Linked DNA regions of Mus musculus: regions 2 and 3 are each linked to region 1. The links are chromatin loops, found by intact Hi-C in ENCODE. Cell type or tissue: left cerebral cortex. All regions are shown on one strand. Each heading gives the region's core, and the rest is flanking DNA. Links, peaks and the distances in the headings are about the cores only. Region 1 overlaps Ddx52 (DExD box helicase 52). Region 2 overlaps Synrg (synergin, gamma). Region 3 overlaps Synrg (synergin, gamma).

Region 1 (7,859 bases), core at 2,615-5,114:
CACTACACCTTGCTGGAGTATTTCTCTCTCACTCATTATTGAGTGACTTCCTTGGAGCTCTGCTTCTCTGCTGCTGCCCAGCATTGCTAAAGAAATTTTGTGTCACAGATTGCATGCTGGGAGGGCCAGAGTGCAGAGCAGTCTCTGCCGAGCAGGAGTCTCTGTGCATGAGAAGGTGAAGGGCTGTGTGTGGCTGAGTGACATTTACTGCATTCACAGTCCTGTGCACTCAGCACCTGTCTCCAGGACTCTTGGTGCAGGGCTGCACCTCTGTGTGCGTTAAACAGCAGCTCCTGCCTTCCCCCGCTCCTAGTCCTGGCAACACTGTTTTGTTTCCTGGTTCTGGTTCTTACTTCCTGGGTGCCTCATATAAGTCGAATCATACAGTGTTGTCTTTTTGCAGTATTGCACTTTGCACAATGTCTCTTAGTCAGAACTTCCCTTCCTTAGAGCCCCTCCCACATTTTACCTGGCATCTGTCTGCCTGCCATTTAGGTTGCAGCTTACACCTGTTGCTAGTGAGGTAGAATCTTTCAAAAACTACTTTCATACACTCTAGATTTTTGTCCTCCTCAACATACTCTAATGCCAACAGTGGTGTGCCTTTAAAGCCTTTTTTAAGTAAACGTTTTACTTTAGAATGTATTAGTTCCTTCTCAGCTTTTTCATCTTTGAAATTGGATTCTTAAAAACTATTCAGTGAGTGAAATATGCTTAGAATTATTAATAACGATTAATTGTCTGGAGTCAGGTTCTTTAATGCTTATTGACATAGAACATGAGGTTGTCCCAGAATGTCTTTAATCACAGCCAGTGTGATTTTTTTTAAGGTTGTTTTCCTGAAACAGTTGTAAGTGCTGTCAGCTGATCTGGGCCATTGAAATGAGAAGAGCCTCAGCCAGCTTTAGTTTCTAAATGAACTTGTGTTTATTTTATTTCCTCTCTCACTTCTTAACTTCCAGCAAACAAAAGAAAAAAATGATTAAGAAGCCGTTGGAAAGGGAGAGCATTTGTACAACTCCAAAGTACTTCTTAGAGCAAGCTAAACAGTAAGTACCTAGCTGGTAAGAGACCTGCTATAGTTAGAGTAGGCATGGCTTTCCTTGAGAGGCATTTACAGAAAGAAGTAAAATGAATTCATAGGTAATCCACTATAGGGTATGGTAAAAATGTGTCTCAGAATGCCTTTGATTTGGGAGTTTGCATGTTTTAGTGTTGAAATTTTCTTATTTCCCGCCGTATTTGAAAATAGATTAAGGTTTACTGTGGATTAGAATTGCACCTCACACTCCGCACCGTCTGCATTAGGCCTCGCTGCTAAAGCCAGCAGTTAGGAGCATTGACAGATGCTGATCAAAACTTTCTTGAAGCTTCTGTCTCCTGGGCAGGATTTCCTATAATCTTAGACTTATGCAGAGGTGCAGTGTATCCTTTGAAAATTACTGCTTAGCTTAGGAGGGTTTTTTGGGAAGGGGGTGAGTACTTAGCATAGGTCTTGTGGGACACATACAGTTATGTGTTGTCTATTCTAGGAAGCTACGTGTTTTGGTAGGGGGTTGCCAGAATATTCTGAGTCCATTCTCCTAATTAAAGAAGGTGATGCTTTTCACTAATTTCCCAGTACTAGAATAGCATGTGCTCTAATAGACTCTTTCAGTTCGTGTGTGTGTGTGTGTGTGTGTGTGTGTGTACATGTGTGTATATGTGTGTTCCCTAAGGGTGTTGTTAGCATCCTAGGGAAGTAAGCTAATTCTACTTTCCACTACCTTAAATCAGGTGGGAAAGCCATTAGGTGGACTGTTCCATAGACTAGCACAGTTCACTGGAAACTTGATGCTGGTGAGATAGAGATACGCATGTAAAACAGGTCATATGAGAACATTAGATGACTTTAAACAAAGGAATTTATATAAGGAAGGTCTTGGGGGCTGATACAGTTACAGGAGGTTTCAAGGAGATAGATGTGTCAAAGGACACGTGAGATTTAGGTCTTTAGAACGAACAAGGTGATCAATCACATGAAACTGTTTGTGCCACCCTTGTAAGCAGAACAGGAGACTTGCACAGCTTTCTAAAGCTGTGGAAATACAAAGTTCACTCCAGGTGTTGGCAGTGCACAGGGTGTCCCAGAGTTTTGTGTTTTCTCGAAAGTGAGTGTGGAGGAATACACTACAAACTTACAAAGATTTGGAAGCTTAATAGTTTAAATTTCACTGGTACTTCCTCAGTTTTATGAATTCTTAATACAGTGTTGTAGGGCTGTGTGTGTATATACATGTGTGTTTATGTGTATGTAGAGTTTTTGTGTGGCAGGTAGTTTGTCTGGAATCTCATGAAAGCTGTTAGGCACCTGTCAGAGATTAAATTAAGATTACAAGTGGATGTCTCTCGGGTACTGAATAGAAGCTGGTGGAGGCTTTTCTGGAGCCTGAAGGTCAGATGGAGCATAACATGGAGATCATTGAATTTGAATAGGATACAGCAGTATTTTTCTTTAATAATAATAATCGTTATTATTATTATTATTTGGATAATTGCACTTTAAACGTTTTGTGTTTATAGCATTCTTTTGGGCTTATTAAAACTAAGCTACAAGCAGCCTTGGAAGTGCTGGTTAAGTCTTGTGGTATCAACCATACCCTTAAGGCTTTCTTTCCATTTGCTTCTAATTTAAAGACCGTCTTTCTAAACATAAGAACAAGATCTATCATGATCTAGTTCATGCTCCTTTCTCCATTACAGACACAGGTTGCTTTGGGGTGTATAAGTTTATGTCTTCAGCTCAGCTTCCACATTAAACTTGGGACCCGATCCCTCAGTGTCTAGACCCAGCCTGGTGTGGTGAGGGGTGGATTTGGATTTGGAGCCTAAAAACTGATTCTAATAGGAACTTTCTTGGGTGACTTGGGCAAGCTGCTTGTCTAATGTGTGATGACCAGCAGGTTTTATCCATTCTGCCTCGTTGTCTTATTTGAAAGTGCATGTGCAAACAACACTTAACAGCAGTGTCCAGTACTTACCACAGAACCACTGGGTCAAGACCAAACTCTCTCCTTTGTGCTATGTAGTAGTGTAGTTGGTTATAACGTTTTTCATATGGACAGTGATTTTAATGCTAGACCAAGACGTAGGAAACATCTTTGTTCCCAGCTCCTCGGATGCTTTGCTGTATGGTAACTTTTAGCACATGTTTATTTAGCCTCGGTTAGGTTATAGAAGTAAATTCATATGGAATTTCTAATTCAGTATGTCTTCCTTTTCATAGGAAAAAGGTTGCTGGCCAAAACAGCAAGAAGAAAGAAACTCTCAAAGAGAAAAGTTAAAAAATAAATACCTTAGAAGGCAATCCCTGCAGTGTAACTTATGAGCCTGGCATGGATTCTCATGGAGTACTTACAACCATCTTTACCAAACATTTGAAATCCACAAGGATATGAGAGGACAGAATGGTTCTGATGTAGTGATGCATCAAGCTTCACTTTGTAGGTGGGATTTATACAATGAAAATAACAGGCATTGGCATTTCTGCCTGAATCCAGAGAGATACTTCTTATAGAAGAACAAGAGCCGATGCTAAAATAACACCCAAGTGTGGTGAACTCTTAAGGATTTTGCCCTTCAAGTGTGAAGGAAAGTGTGATGCATGCTGTGGAGAGGCGTCTGGAACAGAATTTTAAAATAAAACCTTGAGTTTGAGTGCACCATCCACACTTGTGTGTATGGAGAGCCAGCGCTGTGTGGGATGCAAACAAGAGCAGCAGCACAGGCCAGACACAGGAAGGAGCCTAGCACTCCCTTTAGTGTTTCTTTGTGGTAGGAGCCACAGTAAGGAGGTCCCCCATCTGTGGTTATCCAAATTCCAGAGGATTGGAAACTTGAGCCTGTTGAAATTGACCTGTACTGCACTGGGGAGGAAGCTTATGCTTAGCTGTCATAATGTTGCAACTGTAAGGTTATGATCAGCCTTTCCCTGTCTGACTTCATTCTCCATCATTTAACCATGTTCTTTCCTGTCTCTTTCCACCAAGATGACTGCCTGAAAGCAGATAGCACTCTATCCTATCCTGATGAGGAAGAACATTCCCGTTACACGATACACCTCGTTTCATTGTCTCAGATGCTTATCTTTGCTGAGACTTGATGGGCTTCAGCCACCCTCCACAGAGAACTGTGATCATTTGGACCAAGGCAGTGCACAGTATGCAGGTTTTCCTTAATTACCTGCTTTGTACAGTGGAATAAAAAAGGCTTGGTACAAGTTGAAGCACTTAAGACTGGAGCCTAGAATTTCTCAGGGCCTGTGCTGCCACAGGACTACAACATAAGTGACTGCCAGCAACTGAATTAAGCCTGTTTCCTTTACTCTAGGCAGTTGATACTTTAGTCTAAAATCAGCACAGTAGACCTCCTTTTAAATGTGTATTTGTTTTGAAAAGGGATCTCTGTATCCCAGACTGGCCTGGAACTCACAGCAATCCTCCTGTTTCAGCCCCTTTACTGCTGAGAATACAGACATGAGACTGATATTGAATAGATGGGATAAAGATTTAAAAAAAAAATCAGGCTTCATTTAAATAAACTGCTCTAGAGAATAAAAACTAAAAGTTTGTAATTGTTTTGTTCTTGCAGAGAGTTGAGTCAGTGTATATCCTGAAGTGGGTATACACTTGAAACCATTGCGGCTGCATTTTCATTTTAGACCTTCAGCTTTTCCTGTGTTTTAAGAGTAAAAGTGCCTATCTCTGTGTCTGAAGCTTTGTATGCTAACAGCACCACTCTTTAGCAACTAACGGCAGTGATGAAGTATAGAAACGATTATGTGGTATGGGGCTGTGATCTCAAAGCATCCTAACAAGACTCTTAACACAGGTGGGGAGTGTCCTTGGACGGATGCAGATAGAGATGGTAACAGATCGTGTTGATAATCCCCATTCAGTTATTTTCTCTTTATTTTTTCTGAGCAACCACCCAGTCCATGAAGTAGCTACAAAACTTGTATCAGCTTTTTTTTTAAAAAAAGGGTCAGGAATGGATTTAAACTCCTATACATATCAGTAAGGACTCTCCTATATAAATGCTAGCTTTGACCAGGGAAGAGGAAAAGTGAAATAGTAAACAAGACCAAACAAGGAAAACAGATCTCACAAATAGTGGGCGTGGTCCTAGTTAAAGGACCAAGGACTTTGAGGACATATTGGTGTGGACACACTGCAGCTCCAAGATCTGAGCATATTACAAGAACTTCTTTCAAGATTTTTTTTTCTCATTTCTAAAATAGCAGTAATAACTCAGGGACATCAGACTATTAAATGCACATAAAACTGGTCTAGTAAACTAATAACCTATTATAATTGTCTCAGCGAAAGCTGTAAGGCAAGAAGTGGCAGGGACTGGTTGTGATTGATCCATTATCTAAGAGCTTAACAAACTTACTTTCAACACATTTTACTTCCAGGTAGCTTGGTTAGGGTTGGAGGTGTCAAAGTAAAAATACCCTGTGTAGGTTCAGCATGTGCTCACGGTGCCTCACTATGGCAAAACCGACCACATGAGTAGGGCACCTTGGAGGATATCCTCTTCGTGTGTATTGGGTCCATGTATGCTCTAGATTGACTTAAGTAAAAGGTACTGTCAGTGTCTGTAATAGATGCTGAAGAGAGAGTGCCAAGGGAAACAGCTGTAAAGGCCCTCTAGGATCCGACTGCTGTGTAAAGGAACAGCAGAAAAGCACCTGTGTTCCATCATCTGGTTATATCAGGACCTACTGTGTGCATTAGTGCAGATCCGGGTTTGCAAACTAACTACACCAGCCGCAGTGCTGTGTCTCCTGCAGAATGCCACCGGGGCGCGCCGCTCGTGCCCGGGGGCCATGAAGTCACGTGGGCGCGCAGCCCCGCCCCGTCGTCGGCCCCGACTTGGTGGGGCGGTGTCTGCCCCGGAAGTGCCTGTCTTCGGCTGACAGCTGCTGGCGCGGCGGCGGCCCCGAGCAAGATGGCGCTGCGGCCGGGAGCCGGAGCCAGCGGCGCGGCGGGGGCGGGCGCGGGGCCCGGCGGGGCAGGCAGGTGGGTCGGCGGGGCGGGCGGAGTGGGCAGCCATGGTCGGCGGGGTGGGCAGGTGGGGCCGGGCGCAGGGGCGGCGGTTGCGGGGCGCGAGCGTCCTGGGGACCCGCGGGGAGCGCGCTCGGGTGCAGGCGCCACCGCACCTGCCGCGGGGCCTCGAGCGCCCGCGAGTCCCTGCTAGGCTTGCTGGGCTCGAGCTGCTGTCGGAGCGAAGGCTGTGACGGTCTAGTCGCAAAGCTGGAGGAACCGTTTTAAGACTGTACAGTACTGTCTTTCCTCTCATAGAGCGTCCTGTCCAGTCCTTTTTTCTTTTCTTCACATACAAATAGAAAAATCTGAAGACCTTTGAATTAGTAATTGTCTTGAGATAAAGCCCGTTTAGTAGAAAAAAACATTTGTCTGACTCCTTTTAAAATAGACATTTTGAAACAAAGAAAATTCACTGACCAAGAGCAGTATGCTCCTCTTAAAACAAAAGCTTCCAGACTTTATTGAGCTCCTTTTAAAAATAAAAATCTGCTCTTTGTTCTATTTCAGATAATTTTTAGGCTATGCTCCCTGTATCCAGAATGGTAAAGGGGTGTTTGTAACTCAAGTTCATTTTCATTTGACAAAATGTTTGATTCCAGAAAGTCTGCTCCCCTTTCTATCATGACTCAGTTTGTGTTTATTTAATTAGCTGACATATAGCACACACATTCCGAGATAAAATTAGCTTTTATTTTTAAATATCCTAAGTTATCTTTGGAAAGCGAAGTATTTGGGTTTTTTTTTTAATGTATAGTTTAATTTTGGAATCACCTACACTTCAAATGTGTAAAAGATTTTAAAGTAACCGTCTCCTTCAGGTGCATATTGTGAATACACACACACACACTCATTCACGGAAGGAAAAAAAGCAGTCACTTGAATAAAGCAACGGTGTGTGGCCAGGTTTTCTGCTTCCTCTACAGTCTTTGACTTTAAACTTAAAACATTTTCCTTCCTCCTCTGGTTTTGTCACTGTTTCGTTGGGGTCTTTCATTAGTGAGCATTAGAAATTGCTTTTGCCTGCAGAATATATACAGGATGACAATTTCTAAAGTGGCATTCTATTAATCTAATCAAATGTATGAGTAATAATGGGACCAGTCCTAGAAATTTTCAAAGAATTTCATGTTTTAGGCACAAATGTTTTCAAAAAAAAAAAAAAGGAAGACCCCCTGGGCACAGAAAAATTCAGTGTGTTGCTCAGTTTGGTTTGTAGTATTTTAATGCCACTGGTCCAAGGAGCTGCACTGGAGAATGCCTGTAATCCAGCTCTGAGGAGATGTAGGCAGGAAGATCAGGAGCTCAAAGACATGCTCAGCTATCGGGAGAGTTTGATGTTAGCTTGGGTACCCTGAGATCCTGTCTTAGGGGAAAGAGCATGGGCAATAAACTCATGTGCACTCCAACAGGTAGTAAATCCATAGGAGACACAAAGTGATTACAATGGTTGTTGAAGGGTATTTGGTGTTACATTTGTTAGATACTTTTGGGGGCTGAGAAACTGTATACTCAGGAATATTTTGGTTTGGGGAAAGCGATACTAAGAGCTGAAGTTATCTATAAGAAACCTAACAAAGTAGCAGAGTATAACTGAAGAAAAACAGAAGCCAACACTCTTCTTTCGAAGCTTTCAGTGGGAGAAAGAAATTACCAGCTGCAACTGACTCTGAGGGCTGCCTTCTGCCTTGGATACTGTTTCTTAAATACTTTCTTTTAGCTACTTAGTTTCCTTAAAGGCTAGCCAAAGGCAGCCACATGCAAACAACCGCT
Region 2 (7,859 bases), core at 3,526-6,025, 70 kb after region 1:
TCACACAGCCAGCACTTTGCCCACTGAGCCTTCCCAGGGCCAGTCATTCTTGATTCTTACACATGCAAGTTTTGCCAGAAAGTAATGGTTTGAGTCTATCCCCTCACACTTGACCTGTTTATGCCCCATTGCATTCTTCAGAAAGCTATGTGGAAGACCATCATGTGACCGTCCGTTCACCACTATAATTATTTTCCTTGGACTCATTTTTCTCCATGTTATGAGTAGCTCTACTCTGAATAAACAAATGACTAGATCCCCTCTGGGTGTTGCAATCTACCAAAGCCGATGAAGAAGGCCAGAGTGCGCACACATGCATGCAGTCCGCATGGCTGCTGCAGCATTTTCCAGGAAGCATTTAAGTTCATGAGAGGCCTGGCTGTATTCTAAGTCATTTACTAGTCCTCCAGTTAACCTGCGACCCTCTGAGCAGAAGGGAGGAATTCTTAGTGCTCTCAGCTGACAGCCTGGTGGTCCCTGGCTGCCCGTTGTGTCCTAAACAGCAAACCTCACTATCGTTTCATTGCTTCTGGTTTTGCATCATTAAAGTAAAGTGAAGGGCCAGAGAGATAGCACTGCCCTGGTTTGTTTGCTTTGTTTGGTTTGGTTAGGTTTTTTTTTTTCCTTTGTCAGTGCTAAGGATGGACCTCAAGGCCCATGAAGGCTAGAGAAGTTATCTGCTACTGAGCCACACACCCCTACCTAGCTCTTTTCTTTCTTTCTCTTTTTTAAAAAAGCCTTTATCAGTCTATTCTTTGTGCAACTACCTGACTGGTCCTCGTAAACCATAGATCTGACTGTTTCATTTAAATCCCATTTAAAATCCTGCAGTGGGCCTCCATGGTCTTCCAAAGCCTTAGCTCAGTGCAGAGCTTTCCTGTTGCTGAACGAGGCTGCTCTCATGCTGAGTTCTGCATAGTTCTCCCCAGAAGGCGTCCCTAGTGCCCTTCAGTGCAGCCCTTCCTGGGTGGGTGCCTTCGGCCCACCTCTCTCCGGGTCTCGTGATGCTTTCCTCATTACTTTCTTTTCCTGTTGTTCTAACAAGATGCTTCATCGGAAGAAGGGGTGTTTGGCTCCCTGACTATGGTGTCCATCATAGCAGAGGAGGCGTGGCATTGAGAGCTCGGCTAGCTCTGGTGGGAGCTTGAGACTGCTGATCTCCTTGTGTTGGCAGACAGGAATGACATGGTGATCTGTGGATGCTGGTCCTCCCCCTGGCTGTCACCCATCTTCCACTGTGCTGACTTCCATGGATCACTGTGTTCACAGCATAAAGATAAACCTGATCGTCAGGGAAAGCTTGGTTACTGCTGCCAGCAACATCAGGAAGGACTTCTGGCACCTCTGAGCCCAGTACTTGAGAGGCAGCCCTGTAAGCACCAAGTGTGTCAGGGGACTCATACGTCCAGAATCATTGCGCTTTGGAGTAAACTTCTCTACTTGCTCTAAACGTAAAATCACCAGAAGCTAGCAAAGTGCAGAGCACTGTCCTTCAGATAAAAGAGAAAAATGGGAAACCTCCTGAAAGCTAGAGCTGGTGAAGTAACACATGCGGCCCTTCAGTCAGGGTGTTCTGGGCATTTTGTCAGGAAGCACTTGTGAAATAACAGACCTATCAACACATGGCTAGGAGGCAGGCTGCCAGTGGGTTGTGCTTAATGATAAAATCTCATGTTTATTATAAGTATTTTGTCGTTCTCTTTAGTGGATACTTGTTGCATTTGTAGTGAGAAGTAAATCTTTGCTCTGGTAGAAAATTTTTTCATATACTCAAGCCCTTTCCCAAAACCCCCTTTGGTGCCGTGGCCACTTCTCCTTCAGCCGTCTGGGTTATCCAATTGGCCAAACTGTGCATCAGGGTTTTCATGTGCATTTAATCTACACAGCAACTTGACTTCTTTCCTCTGCCATCTTCCTGTCCTGAGGCAGGGAAGTGCGAGAGGCGTCAGGCATGCTCTGTGTGTCTTCCTATCCTGAAAAGGATGATGAGGTGGGAACACCAAAGCTATGCAAAGCTTTTGCTGGGGATGAAAGCTTGAGAATAATGTTAACGAGAAAAGCCCCAGGAGCTTGTCATGCGCACTGTGAGCCTCAGGTCTGGACCTGCCCTTGACATACCTCTCAAGATGGCGGCACAATGTACGGGCCTCCCACTTGGCATTTAGAGTTGAGGGTTCCTTGTTTTAGTGGGAGTCAGTCCTCGGTGAGCATTGAAAGCTAGGTCTCTATCCTTCCTTCCAGTCAGCCCTGCTCTGCTGGCCTTGCTGGAGAAAGCTGACTGGATCAGAAAGCCCTGAGCTCTTAGAAGTGAAAGTGTCCCTGAAGCCTCAGAGCATTGTCCAAGCTCATCCTGCATCTGTCCTTCCATGCAGGGTGAGGAATGACTGGCAAGCATCCCCCTTCGTTCTGTCACTGGGGGCAGTAGGACCCATTTCCCTTCATCTTCTCCAACTCCCAGGCTCCTGGGTCCTGCCACTGTTCATGCAAAGAACTTGCCTTCTAGGCTCTGCTCTGTCACTCCAGGCCACTTTTGAGTTCACACACAGTAAAATGTAAAAACTTCAGTAGCATTGCACCATGAGTTGAGTGGCTGCCCTTCTGCTGAGTTTGACAAATGCATAGCCCCGTCTGTATCACCTGTGCCCTGTCACTATGTGAACTAGTTCATCCCCCAAGACAACTTCCTCATCCCAGTCTCTCCAAGTTTTCACACCAAGCATCACTTGTGTCCAGGATTTTTAATTTTTTTAATGATTTATTTTTATTTTATGTGTGTTAGTGTTTTGCATGCATGTATATTTGTGCCAGGGTGCTGGGTCCAATGGAACTATTGTTATAGGCAGCTGTGAGTTCCCACGTGGGTGTGGGAATTGAACCTTTGTCCTCTGGGAACAGCAGCCAATGCTCTTTAGCCGATAAGCCATGTCTCCAGCCCTTGTCCAGAGTTTTAAAAAGAAGACATGGAGTTTGATTTTGTTACTTTGAAGGAAGTTTGTGGCCCATTTACCTAGTAGGTTCTGCCCCATTCACATCTGATGACTCCAATTCTACAGGACCAAAATGTGAGGTAAATGGAGAAGGGGCCCCACAGTCACGCCTTCTCAGACTCTGCTTGCAAGCATTCACTCGCAGCACCCACATCTAGACTCTCGAGGGTAACTGGCCTGCCTTTTCAGCCATGTGTAATGGCATAGCTTCCCTATCTCACCTGTCCGGTGTCTGGATGCAGACAGAGTATATGTGAGCACAAGCGCTCACTTCCTAACTAGCCATGCTCTTTGGCTACAGCTGCTTTTTTCTTTTTTTTTCTAAAACAGATTGTTGTGACACAACAATGATAGCTGTCTGTTCAGACACTTTCCTAGACCAGCATGTCATTTCCTCTTGAGAACAGGTAAATGGGTCCTCAGTCTATAAACCTTAACTCAAAGTTCCCACTGCAGGAGGAAAGGCATGGATCCCACAGAAATATAACGTGTGGGTTGTCACAAAGAAGTCCTTACTGCAACAGAACCAACAGAGAAAGCCATATAACATCGATAGCGTAAAACCCTAACATCTGAACACTTCAGTCCAGCAGTAACACAGCTCTGCAGACCCAGCAGCTCTGGCTGAGATGCTCAAAGCCAGCAGGTCATTACTAGAGAGGGGTGGGCTTGAGGTAGTACAGAAGATTTGAACTCAGCTTTTGTTTGATTTGGGGTAAATAAGCTCCTGAAGGGACCACATTTCCATTCAGAGCCCCTTCGTTCTTAATTGCCAATACTGATGGCTACCATTCGTGTTTGCAACTAGGACCCTATGATGGTTTGAATGAAAATGGCCCCACGGGCTCATAGGGAATGACACTATTTGAAAAGATTAGTACAGTAGCCTTGTTAAAGTAGGTATAGCCTTTTTAGAGGAAGTGTGTCACTGAGGGTGGGTCTCAAGCCAGGCCCAGTGTGTCTCTTGCTGTTGTCCTGCTGATCTTGATATAGAAATCTCAGCACTGTGTCTGCCTGCATCCCGCCATGGTGACAATGGACTGAAACTCTGAACCTGTAACATAGCTTATAAGAGCTGCCGTGGCCATGGGGTCTTTTCACAGCAGTAGAACACTAAGACAGAGCTGCTTCACATTATACTACATTCTTCACTTCCATTCTCACTGAATCCAGGTAATAGCCTATGAGGTCAGTGTCATCCCCATTTCTTTTTAAAAATATCTCTGTCTGTGTGTGTATGAGAGAGAGACAGAGACAGAGAGAGGCAGGCAGGCAGGCAGACAGACTGATAGACGGACGGGAGTGTGGGAGTGTGTGGGTGCCATGGCGTGCAGGTGGAGGTCAGAGACAGTTTTAGGATTTGCTTTTCACTGCCTGCCTTACCGAGGCAGGCTCGCTCTCCCTTGTTCTGCTGCTACACTGTGAACTCCAGGCCAGAGCAAGCTCCTGAGAGAGTGTCCTGTCTCTGCTTCCCACCTCACGATAGGATTGCTGGGATTCTGGCTCTCACCACCACACTGAGCCTTTTGAGGCTTCCAGGGTTAAACACAAGAGGAGCACTGTTACCTGCTGAGCCATCTCCCTAGCCATAACGTTCGTTTCTATAGGGGAAGAAATCAAGGCTCAAGAACATCAAAATTTAATTGAAACTACTAAAATCTGGATTTTTTAATCTATCTCGCTCCCTCAGTGGCAGACCGTATGTTTTCTGTTTTGTCTTGTTTTATCATGTTTTTGAGCATGTGCTTCGTATACTTGCAGCCTCAGTTAGATATATTCCCCAGCTCCCCCAAAACAGACAATAACAGAAGCAAACAATAGAGCACCCGCTGTACTGCTTTTCCCACCTAAAAAAGGCCCCACGTGTAGTGCGCATCATTCCGGTGCTCAGTAAAGCAAAGTGCAGAGTCTCAGCGTCAAAGTGTGACTTCATATCTTAGTAAGCGGAATGTTTCATAGCAAAAAAACTCTTTAAAGCTCAGGGTGACTGTGGACTGGAGCTCCCTCTTGTGGTAGAGGCAGGCGTTTCTCTGTGGGAAGGCTGTATATTTTCGTGATGTGGGGATGCTTTGATGGTCCGGTTCCAGTGAGGTAGGGATGTTGTAATGGCCAGATTCCAGTGAGGCAAGGACACTCTGATGGCCAGGCCTGAGAGGAGGTCAGCTAAGCTTTTATCTCTTGGATGTATTAGATCAAAGAAATGGTTCTGCCCTGGGAAGCAAATGTTTGGCATATAAAACCTAATAGAAGAAAAAGGACAGTTTTTCTCCAGGTCTGTGGCCAGCTAGAAGTCACACAGACCCTTTGATTCTGCTGTTCATCCGGCATGATACAGCTCTTTCAGTAATTCCTTCCAGGGTGAAGAAATGGCAATCTCAGAGTGTTTACTTCCGCAGTGCTGTGGAACTCTCAGGAGAACAGTGTGCTTTGATGACAGCATCCCCCACACCCTGCTCTTCTCAAAAGCACCATGCTTTAAAGATGGCATCTTTACTGTGTCCTCAGCTGATGACATGCCATGTGACCCCAGCACCTGTGTCATCGTCCGTGCTACTTCATGTGGCAATAAGAACTTCCCAGGCAGGATCATTGAGTTCAGGGTGTGAGCTTGAGGAAATGACCCTGAATCAGCTGGGTGGGCCCCGTGTCATCACAGTGTCCTGACAGGAAGTAGTGAGGTAAGAGTGAAGATGACGTGACAGTGGAGATGGAGAGAGGGTGGCAGATGCTCCCAGAGCCAGGAATACACAGTACTGGACATTTCTAGAGGTGACCTCTAAATCTATAAATGCAAGGAAAGAGATTCTCTCCTCCAGAGCTCCAGAAGGCACGAGTGCTGCCAGTCCACTGCAGACATCTGCCCTCTGACTTCTGGGCTGTAAGAGAGTAAAGCCTTATTTGTTCCTTTTTAAATTTATTTATGTTTATTTTTATTTATGTTTTAATTTTGTTTTGTTTTGTATATATGTCTGTGTGAGGGTGTCAAATCTTGAGTTACAGACAGTTATGAACTGCCATGTGGTTGCTGGGATTTGAACTCCGGTCCTCTGGAAGAGTGGTCAGAGCCCTTAACCACTGAGCCATTTCTCCAGCCCAAAGCCATGTTCTTTTAAGCCATTAAGTTCTGGATAATTTGTTACAGCAGCAAGGACAGTAGTGTACAAAGCACTAACCAAGCGAATGCTCCACAACTAGAATTGCTTCTGGAGCCCGTGTCTAGGTTTTCATCTGTCAGAGTAGACTGGGTTATGCTGAGGTAACAAACATTTCTTTCCAGTCTTAGTGTTCTCAAGCAAGCAGGCCTGCTTATTGTTCAAGCCCCATGTCCCTCTCAAGGCAGAGAGGCTGTGTAGCCTGTCCTCACTCAGCACCCAGGTTCACTCCCTAAATCGCATGGAATGTAGCTAGGCACCCATGAAGGTCAAGGGAACATGAAAAATAGCCTATGAGTTTTATTATGATTTTTATATGTATGGGTGTTTTGCCTGTATGTATATCTGTGCACCACATGCCTGGTGCCCAGGAAAGCCAGGAGAGGAAGTCAGAGTCCCTGGAATGAGTTACAGATGTTTGTTAGCCACAATTCAGGTACTGGGAATTAAACCCTCTGGAAGAGCAACCAGTGCTCTTAACCTTTGAGCCTACAGATTGGTTTCAAAGGCTTCCTTCCAGCAGTGTCATACGTGACTCACTGGCCGTGCAGGTGACACAGTTATGTCAGCCACGCGGGTGACATAGCCGTGCCTAATCTTAAGGAGGCTAGAAAGCTTTTCATATCAGTTGTCCAGGGAGAATGTGAATGTTGGCAAAGAACACTGCCTGCCACCAGACTCTTTCTCTAATGCTCATTTTCTTGCACACCACAGTAGATGTGTATCACTGCTAAGCACCCAGGCTTTTACCTTCCAGCTGACTCCGGGACTTGGCTCTGTAAGCAGGACAGATATAACACATTCCCTTACACTATCTGCCCACAACTCCTTTCTACCTGAGGAATTTTTATGTATATAAGTACATAAGATAGCTATGAAATCAAATGTTTACTGCTGGTAAATCATAAAGACACTTATTTTAAATCATCTTTTGGTGGAACATGTGATTTTATTAATTATTACAGACATAAGCAAGCTTGCATACTAGCAGGATGATTGTGGTCCTTTATGTTTCATAAAGAATTCCGTCTGGGCTGAATGTCTGATTCTACAGGATAGAGTAGAGAGATTTTCATTTTTCATAGTTGATCAATATTTTGACTTATTAATTGTCAGTGCTGAGAACACTTCTCATAAACATGAGGTACAAAATGGCTGAAGTATGTTTAAGGCTATCTTATAAATTTTTTAGAGATTCTATAATAGGTAGGGTATGCACACCTTTAATCCCAGCACATGCAAAGGATGGTAGATGTCTATAAGTTTGAGGCTAGCTTGATCTATATAGTGAGTTCTAGGTTAGCCAGGGCTATATAAGGCTGTATGTTTGTTTTCTCAAAACAAAACAAACAAAAAGAAACAACAAAAATGAAATGCTATGCTAATCCCAAGCCAAAATTCATTTAATTTTTTAAAATTAAACTCAAGTCAGCAATTTAACAGCAATTTTAAGTCAAACTGTGACAAAAGGAAAAGAAAGATACACTGATTTGCTACTTAGATGTTAAACAATGGCAGCAGAAAGATATTAAAAGTCTTTGTTTTCTGTAGCCCAAGGATTTTGTCTCTATAAAAACAGAAAACTCTGTCCATAGGGTAAGAGCTCTGCAATTCACAGCAGCGTCTGAGGTCTGAGCGGGATGCTGGAGGCCACACTCACTGCTGTGCGGTGAATGGCATGAGCAGTATAAGCTATATGTTGTATGTCCAGCGCGAGGGC
Region 3 (7,859 bases), core at 3,577-6,076, 47 kb after region 1:
CTGTCTGGCAGCTGGACCGCCACCAGCCCTGGCAGCTGGACCGCCACCAGCCATAGCTTAGATGGCATCTGTGAGAGTTGCTCTGCACTTCTACAGAGAAGCCTAAGTGTGGGGCGGCACAGCAAATAAAGGAATACATCTCCTTAGGACTCCTTCTCACTAGCAACACAGTCCTAACAGTTAACACTTAACACTCTTCAACACTAAAGAGCATTACGAAAAAGAAAACATGGAGCCGGGTGTGGTGGCGCACACCTTTAATCCCGGCACTTGGGAGGCAGAGGCAGGCGTGTTTCTGAGTTCGAGGCCAGCCTGGTCTACAACAGAGTGAGTTCCAGGACAGCCAGGGCTACACAGAGAAACCCTGTCTTGGGGAAAGAGAAAAAAAAGAAAAGAAAAGACGAAAAAGAAAACATTGTCTTTGTATAAAATGAAAACATGGAGGCCAGCAAGGCTTGGCCTAATTAGCATTTTACCAGGTGGCATCCCTAAGCTTCAGAGCTGAGATGTGGCTCAGGGTGGAGAGAGTACTCAGATTGCACAGGCAGGCTCCTGGTATTCCTCCCCAGCACTGCTAAACTAGTCCACTGAATGAATGAATGAATGGGTCAGACATTAGCTCACCTATTCAGGAGGTAGGCGAGATCAGTTCCTGTACTGTGTTGTGTTTGACTCAAGTCACCATTGTTCAGGATTTTCAAAATTGGCTGTGATTTAATGAGAAAGATGAAGACGTGTGAGTGAGTGTGTGTGTGTGAGAGAGAGAGAAAGAGAGAGTGAGTTAGTTAGTGTTAGTATGTGTGATTAGACATGGCATGTAGTTTGAGTAATCCATAGGTTGTCACCTGAACCTTAACTCTGCATATTGTAGAATGTGTCTGCTCTCCTGACAACACAGCCACATTCTGCTGCACCCACTAAGTGCACAAAGCTGGCTTCTGCACTTTTCCGTGGGGTGGGAAATATTCTCTACAAGTGAGGGGATGTCATAGGCATTCTACTTCTCTCCATAGGAAGGGCCACCTCTTCCCTTAGAATTCAGTCTCTCCTGGGTCTTAGGTTCCAGCAGCATTTCCTTGTGTTTCATCCAAGTCCTTCGGATGTAGGAGCTGTTTCTCCCTCCCTGTTGTGTTAGGCCCTAGGCACTCAAATGTGAACTTTAGAGGAATCTTGACTTTGTTTCTTCTTAGGCGAGTTTCAAGTAGAGCCTTGTTTAATATCAGGACTCTTTGTGTGATATGGTGTTAATGATCATGATATAAACATTTAAAACTTTTATGTATATAAGTGGGTTTGCCTGTATGTACATTTACCTACCACATTCGAGCCTAGTGCCTACAGAGGCCAGAAGCAGGCATTGCATCTCTAGGAACTGGAGTTACAGACAGTTGTGTGTTCCCATGTGAATGCTGGGAACTGAACCCAGGTCATCTGAAAGAACAGTCAGTGCTCTTAACTGCTGGACTATTTCTCTAGCCCCATAAACATTGTTCTTATTAGAGACAATAGGAAAGGATGGTGGTGCCCAAATGTAAGCAGCCCCTATTCCTGCTTCCTCATCCTGAGCCCAGGTCTGGGTCATCGTCCTTTTGACTTGCTTGCCTGCATTTTTCTCCACATCACTTGGTTTAAAGCCCTCTGAGTTACTAACTTTGTTCAATGTGGGAGAATTTGGGAGTTTTATTCTCCTAAACTTTTTGAAAACTTTCCTTGAGGTGGACCATTTGAGGTCCAGATCTTTCCTCTCAGCACTTGGGAAGTGGAGGCAGGAGGATGAGGAACACAGGTCATTCTTGGCAATAGAACAAATTGGAGCCAAAAACTAAGAGAGATGGGGGAGTGCTGTGACTGGGGCCTCTGCAGGACCTCATTCAGAAATGAGTCTCCTGCGCTGCTGCGCGACAGCTTCATGTCTCCTCACAGGTTAAGCCAGACGCTGTATGTAAGTTTTGAACAGTGGTCAGCATAAAGAAAGGATACTTCTTATTGGAGCTCTAGCTAAATACTCCTTCAAAATGTTCTCAGGGCCTAAAAAGTTACAAAAATCAAAGGAGGAACTGGAAAAGAATCTGAGAGCCAACTAACAAGCTTCCAGAGGGGCAACAGTCACTCCAGCGAGTTAACTTGCTGACGTCATTCTCTTTGCTGTTGAGTTATAAACCCTCTCCTTTCTCATTCCCTTCAACCCTTTCACCCAGTTCACAGTTCTGATGGAGAAGTTTACAATTCATCATCAGTAAGTTTAGTTTGCTGTGCGATTTGTGTTTAAAAATCAAAACCTGTCAATTTCACAGATATTTCAAAGCAACACATCAAAATTGTATTTAGGCCATGATCTGGACATGGTATCCCATGCCTTTAATTATAGCGCTCATGAGGCTAAGGTAGGAGAATTGCCATGAGTTCAAGGTCAGCCTGGGCTACCATGTATTTTGCCTCAAAATACCAAAAATGACCCCCAAAAAAGTTTACTACTAATTATATCTTCATTTATAGAAATAACACAAATGTCATCGACAACGCATCTGTAAATCCTAGGGTAGTTTTCACATTTGTATTTCCTGTCAGTTTGTGAAATTGACTTATGTCATGTCTTAAATACAAAAATTATAGGAAACTTGAAATAGGCTGCTCTTGTTTATCATATTTCTCTATACTATGGAAGGATTTGTGTTGATGGCTTTTGCTAGTAAATAAATTCAGTATCAGATTAAAAAGCAAAATTACATTGTTTCCAGTGCTTTTTCTCTTTGGTAAATTAAAGTGTAGCTCATGCATGAGGCCCGATAGGTTGAAAGCCCATCTCTTCCTTGGTGGCAGTTTTAGAAACTGGTTTTAAGGTTTGGCTTTTAAGTACACTTTATGGTTCATTATGCATCTATGTTTGATCATTTAGGAAAAACAGTTTTTTAAAACATTGATGAGAGTGTGTGCCTATGATCCCAGCACTCAGGAGTTAGAGGTGGGAGGTTATACATTCAAGGCCAGCCTGGTCTGTCTGGTGAATTCTAAGCCAATCAGAACTACAAAAGTAGACTGTCCATTTGAGGGGGTGGGGGCGCGGAAGCCATGCAATGCTGGTGCACACCTTTAATCCCAGCACTTGGGAGGCAAAGGCATCTGGATCTCTGATTCTGAGTTCAAGGCCAGCCTGGTCTACAAAGTGAGTTCCAGGACAGCCAGGGCTACACAGAGAAACCCTGTCTCAAAACCTAAAAGAAAACAAAAAAAGAGTGGAGGTAAAGTAGCAGAGAAATTTAGGCTTTTATTTCTTAATCTCCAGAATTGGCAATCATGTTAATAGATATTAAATGATGTTGGTTGGTATAGCAATACTCACAGTTGGTATATCGCTGGCTTTCATTAAATGGCTTATCCTAGTGGTTTCATTGTAGGCCTTCAAACATTGTAAGAAAACTGAGGTTATCTACATCCTGACATTATAATTGTAAGTGCTAAGATTAGACATGAGTGAAGAGTAGAAATCTTATTAAGAATCATGGTTCCAAAGTTTAAAGACTAAGTTCTCAGGGGCTGGAAAAAAAATGGCCTACAGGATAAAAATGTTGCAGAACCTGATGGCCTGAGTTCAGATCTCAGATTTAAAACAAAGGAGAAGAGAGAGAGAGTCTACACACACAGCTGTCCTCTGACCTCCACATGAGCACTTAACTTGCTTTGCAGATAAGTAGTTATTTTCTCAAAGATTTTTACAAAAAGAACATCCGATTAATGTCAGTGTACTTGAGCAAGACTACATTGTATCCTTTCTAATATTTTGTGTTCCTGTGTGTGTGCATGGGTGTCAGTGTGTGTCATGCATGAGTTTGCCAGTGGGCACTGAGCTACACTGTTAGCATCTAGTAATGAGGTTGTTTATTTATTGTTGATGATGGTTAGTTCATTGGTTGGCTGATTAGTTGGTTGGTATGTTGGAGAGCTGATCTAGTCATGTAGCCCAAGTTAGCCTCAACTTGTGATCCCTCTACCTGAGCTTCCCAAGTCCTGGGAAGGTGTGTGACTCAACGCCCAGCTTCTAAATCTTTCTAAAGTGCTTAGTAGTTCAGAGTTGTACACTCTGAATACCAGATGCAGGATTCTCTGAGTCCTTCACTGATACCTTTGAACTTGTTTAAAACATTATAATGCTTCATGTTTAGTGGGCAGCTCTCAGTGTGCCTCTCAGAATCCTCCAGCTTCTGGTTCAGTTCTGGCCAGAGGAGGAGAGAGTCTTGAGCCGTGCTTGCCTGTTTCCTTATCACTGGCTTTAATGGAGACACAAGGCTGTGGACTGTGGTTACCATTGAGCCAAGGATGGGTGTACAGGGTTTTACCTTGGTTTAATGCATCGTGTGCCACATGGTCTTCTGCTCTGCATCCTTACTGAACTGCACTTCTTTTTTTCAGGAGAGAGCTTTGCCGAGTTCAGATCCACAGGAACCGATGATGGCTTCACTGACTTCAAGACCGCCGATAGTGTGTCACCCCTAGAGCCACCCACAAAAGACACTTTCCCATCAGCTTTTGCCTCAGGAGCTGCACAGCAGACACAGACACAGGTGAAAACCCCTCTGAACTTAGAAGATCTAGATATGTTCTCCTCAGTGGATTGCAGTGGCGAGAAACAGGTGCCCTTTTCAGCTACATTTAGCACAGCAAAGTCCGTTTCCACTCGACCTCAGCCAGCGGGCTCTGCAGCAGCGTCAGCAGCACTGGCATCCACTAAAACTTCTAGTTTGGCAGATGATTTTGGAGAGTTCAACCTCTTTGGGGAGTATTCAAACCCTGCATCTGCTGGGGAGCAGGACGACTTTGCAGATTTTATGGCTTTCGGTAACAGCTCCATTTCATCTGAGCCAAAAGCAAGTGACAAGTATGAAGCCCTCAGGGAGGAAGTGAGTCCCAGCCCCTTGTCCAGCAGCACTGTGGAAGGGGCACAGCACCCACCTGCTGCGGCAACCAAGTATGATGTCTTCAAACAGCTGTCCCTAGAGGGCGCTGGGCTGGCCATGGAGGAGTTCAAAGAGAACACTTCCTCCACCAAGAGTGAAGATGACTTTGCCGACTTCCACTCCAGTAAATTCTCATCCACGAGCTCAGACAAATCCCTGGGAGAGAAAGCCGTGGCTTTCAGACATGCCAAAGAAGACTCCTCCTCGGTGAAGTCTTTAGACCTCCCCTCCATCGGTGGCAGCAGTGTTGGCAAGGAGGACTCTGAAGATGCACTTTCTGTTCAATTTGACATGAAATTGGCTGATGTGGGAGGAGATCTTAAGCATGTCATGTCTGATAGCTCTTTGGATTTACCAACAGTTAGTGGCCAGCATCCTCCTGCCGCAGGTGAGGAATTGGTGAGATTGCTCTGGTGATGGTCATGTAGATATCAGAGAGGACTCTGGGTATTGTCTGACTGACAGACCAAGGCTCTGGCCTGTTACCTCCTCAGATCTCTAAGAAGAGCTAACCTGCAGTCATCTGCTTGAAGCAGTGTTAAACATGGTGTTACTGAAACCTTAACCTATGGGTACTCTGACAGCTCTGAAGCTTAGATTGGATAGCCAAGATATTTTTATTTTGACGCCAATACTCACTTGGTGTCAGAGGCCCATACGAACCCACTGCTCAGTGAACCCCACACAGCCAGAAGTTTTATAAAGAATTTGGCAGTGTGTACAGTGTTTCTTCATGCCTGTGAGAGGGACTAGCAGTGCCTGCCCTCCTCTTTTGTCTCCTCTTTGGTATATTAGGGTTGCTAAGACAGTGTTTGTTTGGTTTACAGAAACCGACTCTGACTAGGCCAAGAGAGTGAACGAACTCCCCACACTTGTAGTTCAGCTTGCCAGCTCCCCTGAGAAGAGTGAAGAGGTCACTTAGGGATGCTCTGTGGGTCAGGGCCTGGCGGGGAGCAGACCTGTTTTCAGTGTTACAGTTTTGCAGTGTTACTGCCAGTATTAAGTTGTAATAACCCTGTAGATGATAGGCTAGGGTAGCTACTAACTTCTGATGTGTGAGAACCTCTTTCTAGAGAGCCCTCTTTAAACCCTGTGTGGCTTTACATGTAGCAGTTTATTCTCGGGTCTAACTTTGTGTCACAAGAACTAGATTCCCAAGTGTCCTAGTTTTTATTTTGTTTTGTTTTGTTTTGTTTTGTTTTTTTGATATGTATATAGAAAGATAAACCTACTTTGTGGCCTTTAATAATGAGAACTATCTCGGTATTACTGTATTATTCTAGAAAATGTAGTGTGCACATGCAGGGTTCGTTTCTCTACCTGAGAGGGACAGGTAAGACATTGTACGTTTACAGACTCAGCAGACATTGTGAAGTGCTGTGGAGTCCGCAGATTTCAAACTGGCAATGGCGCCCTTTGTTACTGAAATGTTGGCAGTTTCTTATGCTGGGTTTGAATGGGACGCAGTTAGCGATGATCCCCGTCCTGCCTGCTGCCGGCTGAGGGCTTGCCTGATGCAGCAGGCTGGCTCAGCTCCTGATGCCCATCACTAGTACTTTCTCCTTTTTTTTTTTCTTTTCATTTTTTATATTTTCCCCTTCAGTGTTGTTTGTTTGATAGGATGCTTTGTTATTTTTAATATGAGCTGCGTGAGCCACAACACTTGGTTGCAAAGGGGCATTGTTTTTTAAACGACATTTGATTTTTATTTAAAAACAATTTCACAACATGTATACTAGCCTTTTGGACTCTGAAGTTATTAATTAGAGGCTATTTTTCTGAAAATGAATCTATATTCTTTCACAGTGCCAAACCACATCTTTGTGAAATGAGTTAATCCAGGTCTGGGATGTCTTTTTCCCACCTTTTCTTTGGGAAGGGGAGGTTGGCTTTTGACTGAGTTCATTCCAATGGACCTGTTAAATAATCTGTGCTCGCTCACTCGCTCACTCGCTCGTGTTCTCTCTGTATGTTTGGAACATTCCCAGAATGGAACCTGTCATGTTGGAGACAGCTCTGTTCAAAGGGAGGAGACCTTAAATGCAGATTGTTCCCTTCTGTTGTTCTGTAAACCTCCCTTGGGGGAGGAGCAGTATCCTTTCCTTCAGAGCGGTTGTTAAGATGGGTTGATGCCGACTGTCACGCTAATGTGTTGCTGAGCAAGACTGCAGATTGCTGCCTGAGTAAAATACTGGAGAGGTGAGCGCAGGCATTGCCTCAGCGCGCTGTGACTCTATTTTACCCTTTCGCTCACCGTGGAATCTGTTGCTCTCTTAGTCTGAGACATCCTGGAGAAATAAGCGGGCTGATGGGGAAAAAAGAAAAGAAAAACTTGGATGGTTACTGTCCCTGGACCGTAATCCTGCCTGGAAACCCTAACTTAACTCTGAAGGGGATACTTCTCTGACCCGTGCTGTTAATTCTTTGTATGAAGGTAGATAGATATACTAATAACATTGCCTGGTTTCTCTCTGCATATCATTACATTTAACCCTTTGAGTCCTTGCTGCTTATCATTTCAAAGAGGCTGCTTTCCCACCCCCCTAAATTTACTCTCTCTGGCACAGCAGCATCTTGGTGTTTGGTCTTTAAGCTCCTTTGTCTGGCAGCAAGAGCTTGCTCTGATCTGTGACTTTCTCAGAGCCAGCAAGCCCTCTGGGGCTACTTGCCTGTGAAGTAGCTCTTTTTGACATGGAAAATCTTTGTATTTTAATCAGCGCCTTATTATTTTGGGCTGCTTTTCTGATGTCTTTTCAGTAGAGACACTTGTGTGTGAATGTGTCGTTGGGAACTTGCTTTATCCTCCTCTTCTGCAAACACTGGCTGCATGCTTACTCTGATGCTTCCTTTCTAGCTCTTCTGTACTCTCTCCTGCGATCTGTAAGTCCTGTGTTAATAAACGATTCT

Evidence for each region. Peaks named below come from ENCODE experiments on the same cell type or tissue, not always from the same donor. Only the 100,000 strongest peaks of a DNase experiment are listed, where the experiment ranks them.
Region 2: it touches region 1 in a loop (2.1-fold over the local background); 2 of 42 quality-filtered maps call a loop at or near these places.
Region 3: a loop joins it to region 1, with 2.0 times the contacts of the local background. A loop is called at or near these places in 3 of 42 quality-filtered maps.

The regions. Positions count from the first base shown.
Region 1 is chr11:83,958,485-83,966,343 of GRCm38, forward strand. Ddx52 (DExD box helicase 52) reads left to right here. Exons shown (of 15, transcript NM_030096.2): 14 at 963-1,049; 15 at 3,266-4,604. The coding sequence ends at 3,323. It overlaps Synrg (synergin, gamma), which reads left to right and starts at 5,947. Exons shown (of 20, transcript NM_194341.2): 1 at 5,947-6,062. The coding sequence starts at 5,992. In left cerebral cortex, for the core only: no CTCF peak of the experiment used is centred there; a DNase peak (open chromatin) is centred at 3,664.
Region 2 is chr11:84,027,235-84,035,093 of GRCm38, forward strand. All of the region lies in intron 18 of Synrg (synergin, gamma), which reads left to right. Among named protein-coding and RNA genes, the nearest start is that of Dusp14, 37 kb to the right of the region's middle. In left cerebral cortex, for the core only: a CTCF peak has its summit at 4,998 (motif pointing left); a DNase peak (open chromatin) is centred at 4,969.
Region 3 is chr11:84,004,211-84,012,069 of GRCm38, forward strand. Synrg (synergin, gamma) reads left to right here. Exons shown (of 20, transcript NM_194341.2): 13 at 4,408-5,340. Among named protein-coding and RNA genes, the nearest start is that of Synrg, 44 kb to the left of the region's middle. In left cerebral cortex, for the core only: a CTCF peak has its summit at 4,984; no DNase peak of the experiment used is centred there.